Regions from separate parts of the Homo sapiens genome. Here region 2 is linked to region 1. A link is an interaction called in ENCODE POLR2A ChIA-PET data of the cell type or tissue named here. Cell type or tissue: Caco-2. All regions are shown on one strand.

Evidence for each region. ChIA-PET counts read pairs that join two places held together with the same protein. Peaks named below come from ENCODE experiments on the same cell type or tissue, not always from the same donor. Only the 100,000 strongest peaks of a DNase experiment are listed, where the experiment ranks them.
Region 2: POLR2A ChIA-PET joins it to region 1 with 5 read pairs; 3 of 35 experiments call an interaction of 5 or more read pairs at or near these places.

The regions. Positions count from the first base shown.
Region 1 is chr2:26,461,682-26,464,181 of GRCh38, forward strand. OTOF (otoferlin) reads right to left here. Exons shown (of 47, transcript NM_194248.3): 40 at 2,283-2,425; 41 at 1,802-1,890; 42 at 402-500; 43 at 15-256. Among named protein-coding and RNA genes, the nearest start is that of DRC1, 61 kb to the left of the region's middle. RefSeq lists enhancers at 1,171-2,370, 1,940-2,234. In Caco-2, no CTCF peak of the experiment used is centred here; DNase peaks (open chromatin) are centred at 1,010 and 2,050.
Region 2 is chr2:26,249,784-26,252,283 of GRCh38, forward strand. All of the region lies in intron 1 of HADHB (hydroxyacyl-CoA dehydrogenase trifunctional multienzyme complex subunit beta), which reads left to right. Among named protein-coding and RNA genes, the nearest start is that of HADHB, 6.1 kb to the left of the region's middle. In Caco-2, no CTCF peak of the experiment used is centred here; no DNase peak of the experiment used is centred here.

The sequences.
Region 1 (2,500 bases):
GCCCTGCTCTGCACCCAGGAAGTCGTCAGCGGAGAAGTGGTCCGCATCCCAGATCTGCAGGGTGAGCCGCGCGGGGATCTTGTACTCGGTCTCGTCCCAGGAGAACATGGACTCCTTCTTGGAGATGACGATCTTCTCCTCCGCCGCCAGGTAGTCGAAGGGGAACAGGTAGCGCCAGTTGAAGTTGCCCTCGCCAGTGAGGGAGTGGTAGTGGACGTCTGTGTCCTGCTTGTCCTCCTGCTGGCCCTTCAGCCACCTGTGGGCGCCACATCTCCAGACCCGCAGCCAGGCTGGTGGGGCCTCTCCCACCCACAGCCACCTTCCCTCTGCCTCCTCTCCTGCCCCCCGGGAAGCAAGCCCCACCCAGCTCAGTCCCTCCCATGCAGGGACTGCTCACCCACCCCCTCACGAAGATGTCACTGGACTTCTCCCCTGTGAAGAAGTCGTCGTCCTCCAAGACCACCTCATCTGTGTTCCAGATGATGACCCGCAGCTCGTACCTGGGCCCAGGGAGAGAAGGCTGGTTAGCAGCCCCAGGTGGGGGTTATGCCAGGGTGCCAGGGCTGGGATGGGGCAGGCGGAGAGAAGCCCTGGGGTCTTGGGGTCAGCACAGGGCCTGGGCCAGGCTGGGGCTGGAGGAGTGGTTTGGGGTTGGGGGAGCAGAGGCATGAGTGAGAAGGCCCACCAGGCACATGGCTGTGGGCGGTGGGGGTGGGGTGAGGGGAGGAAGCCACCCTCTGTCTCAGATGCTAGTTCCAAGAGAAGTCTGCATTTAAGCCCAGTAGCCAGCAATGGAAGCCCATGGAAGCTGTATGTCCCTGTCCCCAAAGAGGATTTTCCCCTCAAGGTTTAATTGTAATTATGAATGATGTAGTTCATTTCAATCATTAAGAGTGAGGCTGAGTCATTCACTAAAAATTGATCTGAGCATGGCTCTCCTGGGATTGCAGACAGGGCTGCGAGCCCAGAGTGGCCCAGTGAGTTGGGTGCCCCCTAATGACAGGCCCTGGAACAGCTGACTCATGGCCTCAGGTTTCCAGGACATTCCTGGCAGAATTTGCTGCATGATTTGCTGGGGCCAGCGCCAAATGGAAATGCAGGGTCACTTGTCATAAAGAATTTCAAGATGGCAACATAGGAGCATGGAAACAAGAGTGGGACCCTGTGTGGCTTCCTCCATCCCTGAAGCTGGCCCTGAATCCAGTCACTGTCTGACAGCTGGACTTGAACCTGCCGCTTTATGGATGGGAAACCCGGGTTCTTTTCACTCTACCACCTCCTGCCTCTTCCAGGCACTCACTCCTGGATTCATCACTGGCAGGCACTCCAAAGAAAACTTGGCGGAACATCACACTAGCCTGGATGTGAGGATGACGCAGGGCCGGCTCCCAGGGGTTCTGTGTGTTGTGAAGGAGTGCGTCAGTGTGGGCATGTGTGTGGGTGTCCGTGGGAGTGCTATGCTGTGTGTGTGTGTGTGCATGAGATGCATGTGTATGGGCGCGTAGACCGTGTAGATACAATGCACCGGAGTGTGCTGTGTGGGGCTTGTCTCGCTCACTGATGCAGGGTGGAAGGCGTTGTCCTGCCTTAGCACGTGGGGACTCTCCAGGGCAGGCCCTAAACTCTATCGATTGGTTGGTCAGTTTCTCCCCTATAAGGCCCAGTGGCCACACCCAGGCCCCAGGGATGCCAACTGGCCAAGGCCATCTGGACCTGAGCCCCCCGCAGGAAGGGTTGGGCCGTGGTGGGAAGTGGGTGGGGTGGGCCGGAAGGGAGTAGCGCTGGGCCCCAGGCCGCTCACTTCTTGGGCTTCCGAGGTGAGATGTCCAGAGGCGTCCCAGGGGCTGGCATGTCCATGGGGAACATGTCCACCCACAGCTCCAGGCGGCCCTGAGGAAGAGGGTTGTGGCAGATCTCCCAGGGCCTTCTCCCTCTGCCCAGGAAGATCAGCTCTCCTCTCCCTCCTAACCTTTGTTCTGTCAAGGACCCAGTTCATCAGTTTCCATCTTTGGATGCCAGGAATTCCTATGATGTCACCAATAGCCAATCACAGCTTCTGAGGGAGACAACCCAGGTCTCTGCCTGAGCTGATGTAATTCTCACTCAAAGCAAAGACCCTTGCCATTCAAGTTACCCTGAGGGGCCTTGGTGGGAAGGTGCCTGCCAGGCTTTCTGGAATGCAGCGGACAGCGTGAGGCCTGGCTTCTACCTTTACTGACTCAGGTTGGGGATCCCTGGTCCCCAATACCCAAGAACCCCAGTCTTGGCCATGCAAGTGTCACCTGCTCGATGCCCGGCTTGTCGGGGTTGAGCAGCGGCCTCGTCTCCACATGCTCTGGCACCAGGCGGCAGCCTGCGCGGGGGATGTCCTCCCAGTGCCTCAGGGCCAACAGCGCCACATGCTCGTCTGTGGGCTTCCTCTGACCTGTGGGTGCCGGCGGCTCAGCTGCACACATGGCTCAGCAGAACCAGAAGACCTTTGCTGGGACTAGGGACTTAG
Region 2 (2,500 bases), 210 kb before region 1:
CAAATCAATACCAGTGGTCAAGGCAATGCCGTGCATGGTTGTTTGAGGCCTTGGTACCTGAATCAATGATCTTGGCAGAGAGAATGAGATTATTCTGATTGGTTTAAACCCTGGAGTTGGGCTGGATTCAATCCCATGTAAGCCACATACAGCAGCTACATTTGGGTGGAATGGATATTAGAGTACAAACTACAGATTCCATGATAGATTGTTTCTGTTTTTCTTTTTCTTTCTTTTTTTGGAGATGGAGTCTCGCTCTGTCGCCCAGGCTGGAGTGCAATAGTATGATCTTGGCTCACTGCAACCTCCGCCTCCCGGGTTCAAGCGATTTTCCTGCCTCAGTTCCCAAGTAGCTGGCTTACAGGCATGTGCCACCAGGCCTGGCTAATTTTGTATTTTTATTAGAGATGGGCTTTCTCTATGTTGGTCAGGCTGGTCTTGAACTCCCAACCTCAGGTGATCCACCTGCCTGGGCGTCCCAAAATGCTGGGATTATAGGCATGAGCCACTGCGCCTGGCCTTATTTTTCTTATAATTTGTACAAGTTCTTTATGGATTATGGGTATCAACCCTTTTCTGTTTTACATGTTACAAATATTTTCTCTGAATCTATTTGCCTTTTAACTTGATTTTAGTATATTTTACTATGTGTATATTTTGAATGTTTATATGATCAGATCTATTAGTTATTATTTTCTGTTGTACTTCTGGGTTTTGTGCCATATGTTGAAATCCCTTCTCCATCTAAGTGATAAAAATATTCTCTGAGGCTGGATATGGTGGCTCATGCTTGTAATCCCAGCATGTTGGGAGGCCGAGGTAGGAGGATTACTTGAGGCTAGGAGTTTGAGACTAGCCTGTCTCTAAAGTTTTTTTTTTTTTTTTTAATTAGCCAGGCATGGTGGCATGTGCCTGTAGTCTAAGCTACTCAGGAGGCTGAAGCAGGAGGATCCCTTGAGCCCAGGAGTTCCAGATTGCAGTGACCTATGATCATACCACTGCACTACAGCTTGGGCAACAGAGCGAGACCCTGTCTCTAAAAAATACATACACGTGTGTGTATGTATATATTATATTCTCCGATGTTTTCCTCTAGTACTTTTATAGTTAGAATATATATATTTAAAATATATACATTTAAATATTTAATCTGTCTGGCATTTATTTGTGCTTTCGCTGTGAGCTGCGAACCTAAAATTTTTTCCAAATGTTTAGCCATTTTCCCAGTGAATTCATGGAATAATTTCTTTCTCTCAGCTAACTCAAGTGTTATATTTATTATACACTAAATTCTTACATACATGGGTCTGCTTCTGAACTGCTACATCCTGTTTTGTTGATCAGTGTCGTTTATTCCTGTGCTAAAGCTGCTCTGTTTTAATTATTGGTTCTTTCTAGAAAGTGTTTTGTTTGTTTTTTTTTGAGACAGGATCTTACTCTGTTGCCCAGGCTTGAGTACAGTAGCGTGATCATGGCTCACTGCAGCCTCGAACTCCTGGCTCGGGTGCTCCTCCCACCTCAGCCTCTTGAGTAGCTGCGACTACAGGCACATGCCACCATGCCCAGCTAGTTTTTTGTATTTTTTGTAAAGACAGGGTCTCACTAGGTTGCCCAGGCTGGTCTCAAACTCCTGGGCTCAAGTGATCCTCCCACCTCGGCCTCCCAAAGTGCTGGGATTACAGGTGTGAGCCTCTGTGCCTGGCCTAGAAAGTTTTGTTATCTGTTGCAACAAGGTTCCCCCTTTTGTTTTTCAACATTTTCTTGACAATTTTCATGAATTTTATTTCAAGATGAACCTTACGTAAGGGAACTTGTAGCCCAGACCCTTGTGGCATTGTAAGTAGCTTCTGAGTGGTGCCTCTCTCATGGGCCTCTTTGTGTTTCTCTGGCCAGAGTCCTTTGAATATCCCTAGGCTGGTGATCCTAAAGCTTGGGCTTCTCCATCTCTTTCCAATCCACATGTTTGGAACATGTTTTGTTTTTTTCTTTTCGGAAGCTATAGGACCTCCTTCTTTTAGTCTCTAAAGACCCAAGAGAAGTTAAACCTTAAAGCTTTTGTATTATCTATTTCTGTGTAGCCAATTACCGCCAAATGTAGCAGTTTAAAACAATACATGTTTACCATCTCATAGTTTCTGAAGGTCAGGAATCAAGGGCACTTTAGCTGGGTTGCTCTGAGTTTCCCATAAGGTGGCTGTCAGAATGTTGGCAGGGCTGGAGTCAGCTGAAAGCTTGCCTGCGCTAGAGGCTCCGCTTCCAAGCTCACTCACATGGCTGTTGGCAAGAGGCATCAGTTCCTCACCACAGGAGCCTCTTCATAAGGCTGCTCAGGACATGCCACCTGGCTTCTCTCATAGTGGGTGAGCTGAGAGAGAGACCACGACAGATGCTGCAGTATCTCTTATAGCCTATCTCAGAAGTGGCATACCATTACTTGTAACATACTTTTTGGTTTATACATTCTGTGATATGGAGAGGGAGGCAGCTAGACAAGGATGTG